Linked DNA regions of Homo sapiens: region 1 is linked to region 2. A link is an interaction called in ENCODE POLR2A ChIA-PET data of the cell type or tissue named here. Cell type or tissue: PC-3. All regions are shown on one strand. Each heading gives the region's core, and the rest is flanking DNA. Links, peaks and the distances in the headings are about the cores only.

Region 1 (8,341 bases), core at 239-8,238, 99 kb before region 2:
TTCCCTTGTACCAAGAAAGCAAAAATTTTCCCAGAAACCACGTTTTCTCAGTAGAACTCTGCTGGGTGGCATTGGCTTGAACTGGGTCACACAGCCACCTGTTGTTGAAGGAAGGCTGGGAAATCAGGGAACAGGCTTATCATAATGGACTTAGACTAGTGCTACTCAAACTCTAGCAAGCATTGAAATCCCCTGGAGGGCTTGTTAAAACACTGATTGCTGGGCTCCACCCCCCAGAGATGCTGATTCAGTAGGCCTGGGTTTGGACCTAAGAATTTGTATTATTTAAATATCTCAGTTGATGCGGATGCTTCCGGACTTTAAAAAACACTTTGAGAGTCACTGACCTCCACCAATGGCTCTCAACCCTGGTGGTGCATTAAAAACATTTGGAGAGCATTTTTAAAGATACCGTTTCCTGGTCCCACCCCCAGATGTTCTGATTTAATTTGTTGGTGGAGTCCAGGCTTCCGTATAGTCAAAGCTCTCCAGGTGATTCTAATGGTAGCAGAACTGGAAACCACAGTTTTAGGCCAGTCATGATTTCTTATCTGGGACTATTATCAAGGTTCTATTAGCAAACAGAAGGAGAAGTGGGTAATAGGCTGCAGCAGGTTCAGATAGTGGTTTCTGAACTTGATGCACTTTTGAAGCACTTGAGAATCTTTTTAAAAAATCTCCACTTTAGTACATACTCCAGACACTTAAATCAGAATCTCTGGGGGTGGGACACAGGCATCAGTAGTTTTTGAAGCTCCTCAGATGATTCTAATGTGCAAACAAGTCTGGGAACCCCTAGGTTAAAAGAAGATTGCTGCAAAGCTGATTATATTTGAAAACTATTTAAAAGGAAGGTGTGAAGGGATGTTATTAGTATTTGGATTGTAAAAGAGAAACCTGAAGATTAATGTAATTATGTAAGTACCAAGATAATTTTATAAAAGAATGGTGTTGTCCCTCTGAAGAACAGCGAGGAGGAAATGGGATCAACCTGGTCAGAATCCTTGGGTTAGATGTAAAAAGAAATTTCCTAGCTGCAAATTGTTGCAATGAAATGTGGTATGGTAGGAATGTGGTTGTGCAATCCTGTCATTGAAGAGCTATAAAAATAGTATAGATTCTCACCTGTTTAGAATGTTTTAATGTCATTCTTTCTGAAGGTGAAGAGGTGAATGAAATGACCTATCTAGCTTTCGTCTTTGAGAATTTCCTCTTTTACTCCTCTTCTCATTTCACATCTCAACTTAAAAGGCAGACCTCTGCATTAGCAATTCAAAGAAAACATAACCTTTGCCCACCTATCTGCTTGAATGGATAAAATATCTGACAGCTAGTAATAGGTTGAGATGCCACTAGCTCAAACTGCTTAGATCTCTAAAAGGCTATTTTGAGCTTCCGGATGACAAATATACTGCCAAATAGAGAGGGCCTTCCACATTTGATTTGAATAGGTTCCTGTGTTTAAAATGTAAATGCTGTACTTAAGGATGATTCACTACTGTGTCTGGGTCCTGCTACATGCGTGCACACACAGAAAACCAAAATAGCTATTTTCATGCCACATACAAATAACATGTGTATAAATATAGCTACAACTAAAATGTGTTCTTTGTACATGAAAATGTCACTGGCTTTTGTGAGTAGGACATATCGTCTGAGTTGTCTTTGTCTTTTGCGATACCGATAATGAATCTTCCCTGGTCACATGTAACTTTATTACCAGTAACATTCACTAGTTCAACTGCTGAGATGTCAATGGCACAGGAAAAAATAGGAGCCCATCAATGGAGCAAAACAACACTCAGTGGATCTTATCCACACTACTTGTATCTTAGGTTGAAGATCCTGTGATAGAGTTAAGGAAAAGATTTAGGAGTGTTTCCCCCCCTTTAGTCCAAACTTTTCCTGCAAATCAGAATCATTATGGGGGGCTTTTAAATACCCTAATGTCTAGGTTCTATTTCATACCAACTAAGTCAGAATGATTGGGTGTGGAAGTCAGGCATCATTAGTTTGTAAGATCCCAGTTGATTCTAATGTGCAGCAGAGTTTGAGAGCCACTGCCTTAGCCACCTTCATTATGAGATCTAAAAACCTCTTATAGAAAGAATTTCTCTTAGGTCTCATGGTCAAATGTAGATATAAGGATTAGGTAAATTTTCCTCCCTGCTGAGTGTGACAGAGATTAATTATTCTTGAAGGTTTATTCCTCCTAATTCCTCCATCATAAGAGAATGTCTAATTTTTAGCTGCCTACGTAGCCACACAGAATAAAGACCACTTTTCCCAGCCTTCCTTGCAGGAGGGCATGGCTGTATGTTTCAATTCTGACCCATGGGATTAAGTGGAAGTGGTGCATATTCCTGACAATCATTAAAGAGAAGGTATGTATTCTTCCACCCTTCCACCTTCTTGCTAGCTAGAATGCAGATGTAGATGAAGCTCCAACAGGCAATTGGTCACTGAGATGACTTTAGAAGAATGGAAGCCACACAAAACAAAGAAAGTAAAAGGAGTCTTGTTCCCCACACCAAGCTCGATACCAGCTCTAGAATGACTATTCTGGGCTTCTTAATGGGGGAGAAAAAGAAACTAGTTTATAGCACTATTTCTGTTCATTATAGCTGAACCTTATTCTAACAGACTCAATGGTTCTCAAAATTTGGTATATATCAGAAATATCTACAAAGTGAATGAAGCATATTCAAGTAGGTGATTCTGATACCTAACCAAGTTTGAAAACAACTGTACTAGATATCCTTAGGAGGTAGAGAGCACACATGATGAGGGTAAAACTTAGAATTCAAAAAGTAATGAGTGATTAGAATCATTTGCAAAAGTGAATCTACTAAATAAAATATTCAGCAGTACAGTGTAGTGGTTAAAGACTTTGGTTCAGGAGACAAACAGAACTAAGTTTAAATCCTGGCATTGCCACTTACCAGCCATAAGTAACTAAACTTCTAAACTGTTTTCCTCATTTATAAAATGTCAGGTTCTAACTGAGGTCCAAGGGGAGTCAGTGGGCAAGTGGTGGGTAGCTGCAAAAACACTCAAGGAATCGTAGACAGTTTTGACGTGGCTTTACTCTCTCTCTCTGGGCATGAGCAAGCTATATGTACAGCGTTAGCAGGGTAATTATACATTTTACAGACAACAGTAGCTTCGAGCTAAGCACAAGATCACGTGGGTGATACCTAATGCACCTCACATGGTGTGGTTACATAATGTGTGGGGTTGTGCACCTGCACTCCAAACCAGATGAGTCATGCTGCGCTGGAAGGGCACTTCAGCCTACTCCTGACTAAAGCTTAGCCATTTCCCTTACACTCTACCCCCTAGGCTGAGAGTGCCCTCTGGGCAGGGACATGTGCCTGTAGGGCAGAGCCCTGCATCCATAACAATAACAATAACAACAATACAGAGAGCAACAGCTCACTACTAGGATCCCAGCTATGCTACTTATGACTATTAGGGCCCAGAGTAGGCCAGAGCCTAGGGATGCCCACTATTTCTGCAGGGGGTCATCAGTAAGGCTCTGGACCACCTTACTCTCCCATGAGACCTGTTGCAGAGCTACTGTTATGTTCTGCTGATTGTCAGGGATAAAGGTACAACATTGTGTTCCTTAAAAGGCACAGGTGCCTCCTTGGGAAGCTATTACTATGTCTAAGGCCATTCGATTTTGCCACAAAACCTTTCTGATCTGATCAACCTCATCTGTTAACAGGAGGGCCACTCAGATGTAATTCAGAGCCCGAGTGCTGTGCTCTGCAAGAGCAGTAACTTGTGCTTCTACAGTTATGACACCTGCTCCAGGGATAGTCATTGCCAACCATCAGGGGGCTTGTTGCACTCACAAAAACTGAGAGTGTAGTGCCTCCCATTTATGCGGGTATCTGGGCAATGTGGGGAAAACACATGGCAGGTGGCATGGGGGTGGCAGGTACATAAGGCCACCCCCAGGTACAATGTCCAGTCCAGTGTGCTGGTAGGTAAGGCCACCCTGTGTCCCCACAGATCCATAAACTCCCCGGGGGCACAACATCTATCGGGGACCAACCTTGGTGGGGCCACTTGTTCCACCATACCTTCGATATGGTGACATGTGTTATGTTTACACAGACTGTGATGGGTAGGCATCCCACAGTGGTGTTACCCCAATGTTGCTCTATGCATCATGGCACCTGGGCTGGGGGTACTACATGTTCCCCCATTAGGCAGCCCCACCCATTATAAACACTATGGGCCAGCCAGGGGGTGGGTGCACCATGGGCCTTGTGGCAGCCTTTGTCCAAAGCTTGCTGCATTGCATTCGAGGCATCAGCCATGGGGCCCCAAGTCTCCAACCATGTCCAGTTCACTGAAGACACGGGGTGTATGTGCCAAGGCAAGCAGTCCGCAGCTGCTGCTGGAAGGGTGGTACAGATCAAAGAGTTGGAAACATTGGTCACTTCAGCGTAGGTGTGGGCCCAGTCCACAATGCAGTTGGAGCATGTTAACCTACAGCCAAAATGATAGAGCAGGCACAGGTACTAACAGAGGTAAATCACGTCCCTCAGGCAAAATACAAGCTAAACTTTCATCCCTGGATAACAACGTGGTCACCATGAGCTTTTGCCCTGGGAGATGGTACCATACTTTCTCAGCTCCCCATGGTTCCTTTGAGTCCCGTCTCCATGCAAAAGTCACGGGGGAGCTCATAACATGCCACACAGACAGTACATATGTCCCCTGAGGAGGGTTCCTTCCCTGGCCATTCCCCTATGAACAGTCAACCGTGGGGACTATGCATTGAACACCCAAGGAATGACAAGCAAGTCATACTGTAGGCCCTCCCCCAAGGGAGCTACAATGGCAACCACCACAGTGGGGGCTTGGAGGGTCCATGGCCACAGCCAGGTTTTCTGTTCCCTCGCCTTCAGGGGTGTTGGGGCAAGCAACATTCATCACGGCAGGTTACCGTTCATCCCCATACCTGGTCAGGGGAGGTCATCCTTGGTATGTATCTGTAACTGAATGAGGGTGGTGGCCTGGTGTAACAAAGCCTCCACTGGGGCCAGGCCACCTTTCTGTGGCTATTCATTCAAGGTTTGGTGCATCAGGTCCAGCCTGGAACTCCAGCCCCGCAAAGACGAGGGTGTGACAGGCAAGCGTAACCCATTCTTCAAGAGCCTGTTACATCGCTCAATCATATCTGCAGCTTGCAGGTTGTATGACACATGGAATCCCCACTTTATGTCCATTTCTTGTGCCCATTCTTATACCTGTTTTCCAGTGAAATGTGCTCCCCTATCAATCTCAATGGCCAGAGGGTGACGATACAGGGCACCTAAGTGTTGCAGAGGCCAGATGGTGTTCTGTTGGTTGGCCATCCTGCAAGGGTAGGTGAACAACAGGCTTGCAGCCGTGTCCACAGCTGTAGTGTATGCATATACCCTTGTAGTCTACTTGCCACCTGGTCAAGGGCACTCGCCCTATCGTCACTTATGTAACACTGGGCAGCTGCCTCTGTTTAAGGTATGCCTGAGTACATGCCCGACATTTCTGACAAGCCTCACAAATATCTTGTACGGGCAGATACAGACCCCAACACTTATTGACATGTTGCATCAGTTTACCCCCCACACGTCCCAGTTTCCAGTGTAGCCACAAAGCCACATCTTGTGGAGGTGCTGAATCTAACCATCAGACCTTGGCCAAGGCATCTGCTTCATCCTTGCCAGGGGTGGCCAAAGGCATATGGCCTGACACGTGATAAATAATTACCTCTTTCTGATGATCCATTTCCCAGAGGTCTTGCCACGTGGCTTGGCCCCAAATGGGTGAGTGGCCAACTAGCCACTTCTGTATTTGCCAGGTAGTTACCACAAGGTTAAGCCTCGAGAGACCACCCAGCTATTGGTACAGATTACCATAGGTGTCACCTCCTTTGTGATCACCATCCATGCTGCTCTAAGTTCAGCCCATTGGCTATTTTGTTCACACCCGGTTTCAACCATATGGTGTCAGTACAAGGTTGGACTGCAACGGCAGTCCAGGCTGCAGTAGCACCTCAGTTAGACCCATCTGTTTACCATGCCCCATCAGGAATTGAGGGATGCCCTTCCTTAAATGGTGAAGGCTCAGGGTCTAGGGCTGCCTCAGGCCCCATGGCCTTATCTTGCATTAGGACTACAGGTCCCAAGACCTCTTGCAACTCTGCTGCTAAGGGGTTTGTACTCAGTGTACCCTGCTGCTCCACGTAGGCACCCCACTTTGCCAAAGTGGATGTCTGCACCGTCCCAGTCTGGGGGGTCGTTACCCATGAATGCACCCATCTCACTATTGGGTAAGTTATCCACACGACGACTGCAGCCCATCCTGTCACACTCTCACAGCTTGAAGGGCAGCATATATAGCTGCTAGCGTTTCTCTATCAGGGAATACTGGAGCTCATCTCCCTTCCATAGTTGGGACCAAAAGCCTACTGGCACTTGCAAGCACTCTATGCACTGCCACAGGCCCCCCAGCCGAAACCATCTGTGGTCACATGCACATCCAGCTCAAATGGGTGCCCCAAGTCAACTACCCATAGGGCTTGTGCCTGCTGAATAGCCAGCTTGGCTGCCAGGAAGGCGGTCTCAGCCGCATCATCCCAATCCCAGGGAGCTCCCTTCTTTGTTAACCAATGCAACAATTTTATCATTTGAGCTAAAAAGGACACAAATGCCCGCTGATATCCCAGGAGCCCCACAAAAATCTGCAGCTTCTTCACTGTGGTGGGCCAGGGATATGCCTGAATCTTATCAATCATAGCCTCTGGGATGGCCTTTGTCTTACCTGACCAGATAACTCCCAAGAATTTGGCAGCTAATCCAGGCCCTTGGACCTTGGATTCATTGATGGCCCAACCGTATGCTGCTACATGTTGCTGCAAGAGGGGTGCCACCACTTCTAAATCTGCAAGAGAATCAGAGGTTAACATGATATCATCAATATAATGGAATAGGTGGACCCCTTCTGGACATTGCCAGGCAGCTAAATCTGTTGCAACTAGACCAGGACATATGGTGGGGCTATGCACATAGCCCTGCAGCAACACTGTGAAAGTCCATTGTTGCCTATCCCACATGAAGGCAAACTGTTCCTGGGTCTCTGGAGCAATGTCAATGGAGAAAAATGCATTGGCCAAGTCCACTTCATAGTGATACTGTCCCAGTTCTGTCATCAAACAGTCCATCAAATCCATGATTGACAGTACAGCTGCATGCAAAGGGGGTGTTACTTTATTCAGTTCCCAATAGTCCACCATCATCCAACAAGTTCCATTAGGCTTTCTAACTGGCCACACTGGAGAATTGTAGGGGCTGTGGGTGCCACACACTATCTGCACCTCCTCCAGGTTTTTAATTGTCTCAGTTATCTCTGTATGCCCACCTGGCAAACAGTATTGATGGGTGGAAGTAACCTGTCAGGGTTGTGGCAGGACCTGAGGCTGGTGACATGTATGTCCACGCAGCATCGGCTTCACCACACACACTCAGAGTCTGAATTCCCTGGGTGTGGTTTGTAATGCCAGGCCATGTAAAATGTCCATCCCCAGAATGTATTCTGGTATGGGAGAGAAATACACAGAATATAAATGGGGAGCCAAACAGCAGATGCCAAGGTGCAGAGATACAGGTTTCACTTCCACTGACCAGCCTCCATATCCATCAATGTAAGCAGGTTAGCCCTGAAATTTATTTGGGTTCCCATAAGCAAGGACACAATCTGTGCCAGTATCCACCAGCACCAGCACCCATTGTACACTAGTGGAAGACCAGTGGATCACTAATTCCACACGTGGTCGCTGGTTGTCTGGTGTCCCCCCAAGATGGGCACCTCAGCCAGTTTCCTAATCAAACAGAAAAGGCTCTACATTTCCACCTGGCTGCAGCAAGTAGTCTTTGAGCTGAAGTGCCCGGGTGGGACTGGGTCACGCAGCAATGTCCTTCTCCCCGTTGGGCATTTTCTGGAATTGCTGCTCCAGAGACAATTATCTCCACAAAGTTAAGAGTACTTCATTGGGCTGCTTATTGATTTTCTCTCGGTCAACCCCGGTCAAAATCAAATCTATCCACATCCGTGAGCATGTTACTTGTTGGGGCCCTCTTTTCTCCCATGGGGGGGCCCCTGTGGGCAGAGCATCTTCCCCTTCTTTATGGCATAGACCCCTCAGTCCTGCTGACAGCCTTCTGCTTCCCCAAGAGCTGTCACAGCAATGGTCACTTCATGTATGTGGTGCCCTATGTACAGGGTGAGGACAGCAGCTAGGGAGGCAGAGGCACTCCGGAGCACAGAACCCAACACAAGATCC
Region 2 (8,341 bases), core at 76-8,075:
TACCTGCTTAGATACTGCCCCAACCTTCTTCCCCTCTTAAACTTCTAAAAGGTCAGTCCAGATTCCCTTACTGATCTTCTTCACATCCCAGTCACCTTCTTGCTGTGTCCAGAAGCTAAGGTCCCCAGGAGCCTGCTGGTGATTACAGTGGACTTCTGAGTCCTTAGCTGCCTGGAACTCAGTGTTGCTGGACTCATAGATGCAGTGTCTGCTGGGCCTTCCTGCTAGATGCCCCACCAGCACCGCAAACTTCTTGCTATAATGCCTGGCCTTCTTGCATTCCCAATCACATTTGGGGGCATCACCAGCAATGTGGCTCCCCAATCTGGAAACCTGGGAGTACTCTTTAAGAACTGTCCTGTTCTGACCCCCTTTTCCCTTTTAACTGCTAAGTCCAGTTGATTATTCCTCCTAAATATTCCTCTAATCAAGTGGTTTTCAAACTTTGGTATGCATCAGAATCATCCAGAGGGCCTGTGAAACACCCATTGTTATGGCTCACCCGCTGAGTTTCTGATTCAGGTCTGGGGTGCAGTCTGTGCATTTTTAACACACTCCTAGGTAATGCTTATGCTGATGCTGCTATCTGGGACCATGCTCTTTTTTTTTTTTTAACCAACTTTATTGAGGTAAAATTTATACATCAAAAATTTTACCCATTTTAGGTGTACATTAAATAATTTTTATAAATTTACCAACCATCATTTTTAAGGTGCAACCTTCACCATTTTTAATGCAGTTTTATAACATTTCCATCACCCTAATAAGATCCCTACCTCAAGTACCAGGCAGCCACTGATCTACTTTTTGTCTCCAGATTTGTCTTTTCTGGACATTTCATCTAAATGGAATCATACAATAGGTGGTCGTTTGTGTCTGGTTTTCACTTAGCATATGTTTTCTAGGTTTTTCCGTGTTGCACTATGTACCCGTATACCATTTCTTTTTGTTGCTAAAGAGTATTCCATTGTGTGGATACAGGGCTCAGTTTGACAATGACTGCTTTGGTTCAGCTGTCTTCTCCGGTTCAGCTGTCTTCTCCTCCTCAGTCACTGCTGCCCTCACTCAGGCCCTCACCATCTCTCTCCTGGATAACTGGTTTTCCTACCTCTTGCTTGAATTGTCCCCTTATATTTCCCCCATACAGCTCTCATCCAGCCAGCAGCAGTCTCTCTAAACACAAATCTGATCATATCACTTCCCTAGCTAGTGCCTGACATAACTCATTGTCCTGTAAGATGAGGTTCTTAATTCTTACCTTGGCAAACCTTATTTTCTAGCCTACCTCTGCAGCTTCATGGCTCCCTACCTTGAACTTTGTGCTTCAGGAGCACTCACCTGTCTTTAAATCCTCTCCATCTCCAAGCATCTTGCTGCTTTTCTCCTCTTCCTCTCCCTTCATTCTGGGGCACATTGCTCAAGCTGTTCCTTTTGCCTGGAATGTCCTTTTGCCTTCCCCTTTCTTTTTGCCTCACTAATATTTGCCTGTCATTTGAGATTCCCCAAAGGTATTGCCTGCTCCTAAAGTACTTCCCTGAATTCCAAGCTCCTACTCTAATTCCCTTATCCCCTGTTCCCTTCTTAATATGATGACCTGTATTAAAATTATCTGTTTATTTTCTTGACTTGCCCACCAGGCTGTGAGGTATGCCTTATTTGCAGTTGGATGCTCAGCCACCAGCCCAGTGTCTTGCACAAAGTAGGAACTTATTAAATGTTTGTTGAATAAACATAGGCATGGATGATTGATGGATGTCCCCAAGCACATCTTCTGCCCCCATTTGGACAGCCATATTGTCAACTGATACTCTTAAGCTGTTACCGTGTCCAGGCCTTTTATGGTAATCACTGAATTTCCACATGGGCAAAATACAAAATAGTGCTGTATAAAAGTACCAATCCAATCTTTCTCTCTCTTTTTTTTTTTTTTGACTGCATTATTTGCTGCTTTGCACTGAGAACTATTTTTGGCCTTAAAGGTAGTTCTGAGGACAAAGCAGGTTCTAGGTAAATTATTGCCCATAAACTACCTGACTACTCGAGGTCACCAACAGCTGATTCCCCTAATGGGCCTGTAGGGCACAGGAGAACCCACTGGGCAGAGCTGGTTACTTCCATGGTAGCAACTGCAGCTGATTCTGGATAATTAGCACCTCTAACCAAGTGTCACTAGCAAGTATGTCCAGAGTGCCTGTTCACTAAGAACAAAGTATGAATGCTGGCTCCAGTATACCTGTGTGACTTGGGGAGCAGGCACACAGTTGGGTTCAAGTAGTTTGCTTTCTGCCGGAGGATCCCTCTCCCACACTCTCCTAGCAGATCAAAGATAACGTGCCTGGAAATAATTTCCCTTTTGATTCTGAGAGTTTTGTGGCTATAAACAAAATTATTTATTTACAAAGAAAGAAGTGACAGGTGAGAAAGACATCTGAGAGGACAGGAGGAAAAGGGGAAAAAAAGCATGTTTTAATTTAAACTCAGATCCTGTAAAGAAGGCATTTCATGTATATCTAATATCTAGTAAGAGTCTAAATCTTGTAAAGATTTCCTCTGTAGAAAGAGAGTGTTCTTTCCTGTCTTTCAGGGCTAAGTTTAATACTTCATGTTACTATCTAAAAACCATATATGATTGTGCAGAATATGTTTCTCTGCATATTACTCTGATTGCTTGCCATGGCTAAGAGCAGACAGAATTTCAAGTTTTGCATGTCTACTCTCTGCAAGAACATTATCATCTTTATTAGCACTCACTGAGCACCTACTTTTTGCTTTATATATATAATTTCCCTTTACTCAACTAGTTTGTAAGATATGTATTATTATACCCATTTTACAGATGAGAAAATTGTTACCAGGTTAAGTAACTTGCCTGTGGTCAAATAGCTAATATGTTTTACTGTGCTTGTTAAAGCTGTAGAGTTGCTAAGTAATAACATTAAATACATTGTTTGATTTTATTTTATTTTTTGAAGAAAGGATTAAAGCACCAGTCATACATATACTACGGTACATGGCATTTTCCCCCCTCTAAAATCACCTCCCATTTCTATCTTTCTATGACTGCTAATTGCAACTAACATTTCTCTGCCTTCCAACCTCTGAAGAGTCAAGCTACCAACAAATATTCTATTAAATTATTTTATTTGCATAGACCTTATCTTGAGCTTTTTATCTCATTGGGTTAGTGTTTCTGATATGTCCCAATTCCTGCTATTTCTTAATCTTTAGGATTTTTTTTTTTTTGTCTAGAATCAGCACCCATTTTATTCCTTTCTCATAGCTACCACATGAATTCTTTTATCTCATTTCTTCATTTATAAGTGGAGATAGTAATAGAAAATCCTCCACTAGCATCGGTAAGATATGACTAGTAATAGTATAGACCTCCGCGGATTGTTATGGTGATGAAGGAGACAAGACAGTGAGAGTGAGCCTGAGGTGCTTACTATAGAACCTGACAAATATCCCCTAGTAAGGGAACCAGAAGTCTCAGGGCTTTTCTGCCCAGTGTGTAGCCTTTGGCAGCACGTGGCTATTGAGCATGCAACGTGTGTCTAGCCTGAATTGGAATGTGCTTGCTCTAGGTGTAAAATATATGCTGGATTTTGAAGATTTGTAGAAAACAAAGTAAAATATCTCAATTTTTAATATTTATTACATGTTGGAATGATAATATTTTGGCTATATTGGGTTAAAGAAAATCCATTATTAAAATTAATTTCACATGTTTCACTTTAATGTTTTAATGTGGTCACTAGAAAATTTAAAATAAGATACAGTTATGCATCCCATAGCGACAGGGACACGTTCTGAGAAATGCATTGTTAGGCGTTTTCCTCATTGTGTGAACATCATAGGGTACTTATGCAAACCTAGTTGGTATAGCCTACTGCACATCTAGGCTATATGGGATAGCCTATTGCTCCTAGGTTCCAAATCTGTACAGCATGTTACTGTACTGAATACTATAGGCGGCTGTAACACATGGTGTTGTGTATCTAAACATAGAAAAGGTATGGTAAAAATATGGTATAAAATGGTATACCTGTGTAGGGCACTTACCATGACTGGAGCTTGCAGGACTGGGAGGTGCTTTGGGTGAGTCAGTGAGTGAGTGGTGAGTGAATGTGAAGGCCTGGGACATTCTTGTACACTACCATAGACTTTGTAAACACTGTGCACTTAGGCTACACTAAATTTATTTTTAAGATTTTTCTTTCTTCAATAATAAATTAACATTAGCTAACTGTAACATTTTTACTTTATAAACTTTTAATTTAAAAAAGCTTTTGGTTGGGCACAGTGGCTCATGCCTGTAATCCCAGCACTTTAGGCGGCCAAGGCAGGCGGATCACGAGGTCAGGAGTTAGAGACCAGCCTGACCAACATGGTGAAACCCCTTCGCTACTAAAAATACAAAAATTAGCCAGGCTTGGTGGTGCACACCTGTAATCCCAGCTACTCAGGAGGCTGAGGCAGGAGAATCGCTTGAACCTGGGAGACGGAGGTTGCAGTGAGCCGAGATCGCGCCACTGCACTCCAGCCTGGGCGACAGAGCGAGACTGCGTCTCAAAACAAAAAACAAACAAACAAAAAAACCTTTGAACTTATTTGTAATAACATAGCTTAAAACACAAACACATTGTACAGCTGTACAAAAGTATTTTCTTTATATTGTTATAAGCTTTTTTTCTATTTTTAAAAAGTGTTTTTTTAGCTTTTTAAACTTTTTTTTTTTTGTTAAAAACTAAGACACAGACACACTCATTAGCCTTGGCCTACACAGGGTCAGGACCATCACTATGTTCCACCTCCACATCTTGTTCCTCTGGGAAGTCTTCAGGGGCAGTAAAACACATGGAGCTGTCATCTCCTGTGATAATAATTCCTCTTTGGGGAATACCTCCTGAAGGGCCTGCATAAGGCTGTTTTACAGTTAACTTTTTTTTTTTCCTAGTAAGAAGGAGTAACACTCTAAAGTAAAGATGAAAAGTATAGTATAGTAAATACATAAACCAGTAACATGGTCATTTATTATCATTATCAAGTATTATGTACTGTACATGATTGTGTGTGCTAGACTTTTATATTACTGGCAGTGCAGTAGGCTTGTTTATTATACCAGCATCACCACAAACACACAAGTAATTCATTGCACTCGGACCTTAGGATAACCACAACATCACTAGGCAATAGCAATTTTTCAGCTCCATTATAATCTTATGGGATCACCTACATATATGTTGTCCGTCGTTGACTGAGACACCCATGATTGAATGTGGTTCATATTATCTTTCTCTCAAACAGTGGATGTGGTTTGGGGTTTTCTTTTTTTTTTTTTTTTTTTTTTTTTTTTTTGAGATGGAGTCTTGCTCTGTCACGCAGGCTGGAGTGCAGTGACGCAATCTGGGCTTACTGCAAGCTCCGCCACTCGGGTTCACGCCATTCTCCTGCCTCAGCCTCCCAAGTAGCTGGGACTACAGGCACCCACCACCACGCCCGGCTAATTTTTGGTGTTTTTAGTAGAGACGGGGTTTCACTGTGTTAGCCAGGATGGTCTCGATCTCCTGACCTCATGATCCGCCCACCTTGGCCTCCCAAAGTGCTGGGATTACAGGCATGAGCCACCGTGCCCAGCCGCGTGTGGTTTTCAATTGTTACCAGCAATCATGACCTTTCATGGACTCCACAGCATTAGAAGAACAACGTTTATGGCCTTCAAGAACTTTCAGGGTGAAGCTATTTCTCTAGGATCAGCTTTTCATGTGGCAGTAGCCTTGGGCCTGTCACAGCCCTGTATCTCATCTTCTCACCAACCCTGGTTTAGTTTTCAACAGACAGAAATTTGAGCCAGAAGAAATGGATGTCACTACACAGTTCACCCCTGACATCTGTGATAGTGTATGTTATCACTGACATGTTCTCATTTAAACTATGTTATAAGAGCAAGGAGAAAGAAGTAAGAAAAATTTGCTATCATGTAGAAAATTCTGGGGAACCTCAAATAACTCACTTTATATTTAGCAGGAGTTTATGCTTCAGAGATCATCTGTCCCTGCAATAGACATTTTATCATGGTAAGGGTGTGGTCAGCAATAGAAAACTATGATCTCAGCAGAAGTCCCTCTACCACCCCATAGCTTAGTAATTTTCTTACCAACAGCTAGCTGAGGTAGTGTGCATCCCAGACGCTCCGCAATTGGGGAAAGGTCTTTTAGCTTGTTTTGCTGTTTTCTCCCTTCTTCACTTACAATTCTTTCTTTCAACCACTGGTAGCACTGGGGAAAAGCATAACATTGAAATGTTAATGTCTGGTAAAGATCTGATGTCAAAGAATGGTAATTCAATAAAATATGTGAACCTCATAATGATTTTCTGAATTTTTTGACCCTTATGTTTCACACTGACAGGGATGATTTCATGCAAAGAAATGTTCCTCACGATCTTGCTCCTTGTTTATTGGTTCAAAACAGATTGATTTTGACTAATATTCACCATTCAAATTGATCAGCCTGCACAGAAGTTGTTATAACCCTGACCGTGACATACAAGCACTTAAATCCTAGCCTGTCCAATAGAAGAAGTAACGTTTTTTATTGGGATAGCCCAACTTTAGAATGTAGCAAAAAAAAAAGTACATTTACAACTTACCAAGATCTATTATGTCTCCTTTTTATTAAGAAAGCTGGGTGCCAAGCTTTCTGCTCAAAGAAAACCACTATTTTACATTTTTGTTTAACTATTTTTCTCCCCCGTGCTTTCAATTCACTGCTAATCTCTTATTCTTTTTATAATGGGGCTTTGTTGTTAGCTTCTGCAGCTTCTTCCTAGAAGCAGACATGGCATAACTGATAGGTACTGAGTTGGTTTTTAAAATTTTAAAGTAGATAAAGACTTTGCAAATGTTATTACCTATTGTATAACTATTGAAACTTAAAAAAGTAAAGAAACTCAAAACAGGAAACTATTCTTTAAAGCCAATGAGAAGAAACTGACCCTGATCTATAGACTACAAAATGAACCTAATTTCCTAAATATAAAGATAAAAATCTTTTAGAACTTCTCAATGCCTTAGTTTCCAGAAGGCTCTGCTCTTACTATGAGAAAGGGAACAATAGACTCTTCTACATAAAGCGAGCACTTAAGCAGCAACACCCAGGGGAAAAGAGTATTTGTAAGAGTGTTAGTCTGTTTTAGGGAAAACAATTAAAAATCATCACACTGTGTGGTAATGTGGACTTTCTCTCTTGCGTGTAATTGTGACATAATACATAATAGCCATCGCAGATCTTTATCTTCCCAGAGACCGCAGAATGCTCTGCAACAGGCAGTGGGCCATGGACACTGCACCCACATGATTTCAATAGGCTGCTGGCTTTTGTTTTTTGAGCATTTTTTCATTATTCTAAGACAATATTTCCAAAGAAAAGGGTAACCACATTATGTTTTATTGTGATTTTTTTGAGTTATTTTGCCGATGAGAAAAGGAGAAGGGCAAGCCGCCCCAGTTTTGTCTCCTAAATCTCAAAGGCTTATGGGCTGGCTCCTAACCTGGTAGCCTGCTTGAGGAGATGGCTAAAGTTTTCCCAGCCTTAGCTCTGAGAAGCCTCAGCTTCTTCAAAAAGAAGAGTGGCCTGGAGCATCTCTCCAGAGATGACATTTGGTGCCAGTGGTGATGAGGTGGGCATTGTGAACAATGGACACTGCCTTGGGGCCGGGGCAGACTTCCTGGGCCAGAGTGCTGTCTATGTCAGAGAGTCCCTGAACTTACTTTTGGTGTCCTCAGTGGGAAAAACATCACCAATCCTCACTAAAGTTTCATAACATCTTTCAGAGGACCAATATCTCTGAATGTTATTCAAACCGACTAACAAAGATTGAAAACTAATAGCCAACTGCTTTTTGAACAATTGCTTCTTATTAGTATTAGAATTTCTGAGTTTCAGTATATACCATGCATGTAAAGAGTGGTTGGTTTATCAATCAATCTTTTGTAACTTTTCCGTTTTTGAAATCTTGTATGCAGTGCATTCTCTTTCTTAGGATTGGGTTACAAGTTCTATTTATGTGTGTGTGTATATGTGTATGTGTGTGACACACACATACACACCATTTTCAGAGACAGACTTCCAAAAGTAAAAAAAAAATTAAAAAGAAAAAAGCAATTATTTATTGAGTCCCAATCCATGTTCAACACCATAAATCTCATTGTTGCTTTAACCTATGGAAATACAAGCAGATTAGGGTTTTTAAAAAGTAGATGCATAGTTTTTATACTGCTTTCCTCATACCAAAGGAAACAAAAGTGTGTTGGAAATAAACAGCTTTAACTGCTTTACAA

Evidence for each region. Peaks named below come from ENCODE experiments on the same cell type or tissue, not always from the same donor. Only the 100,000 strongest peaks of a DNase experiment are listed, where the experiment ranks them.
Region 1: POLR2A ChIA-PET joins it to region 2 with 6 read pairs; 4 of 35 experiments call an interaction of 5 or more read pairs at or near these places.

The regions. Positions count from the first base shown.
Region 1 is chr3:156,621,226-156,629,566 of GRCh38, reverse strand. No RefSeq gene overlaps it. Among named protein-coding and RNA genes, the nearest start is that of TIPARP, 49 kb to the left of the region's middle. In PC-3, for the core only: no CTCF peak of the experiment used is centred there; a DNase peak (open chromatin) is centred at 3,276.
Region 2 is chr3:156,521,764-156,530,104 of GRCh38, reverse strand. KCNAB1 (potassium voltage-gated channel subfamily A regulatory beta subunit 1) reads right to left here. Exons shown (of 14, transcript NM_172160.3): 12 at 6,158-6,278. Among named protein-coding and RNA genes, the nearest start is that of SSR3, 29 kb to the left of the region's middle. In PC-3, for the core only: no CTCF peak of the experiment used is centred there; a DNase peak (open chromatin) is centred at 4,104.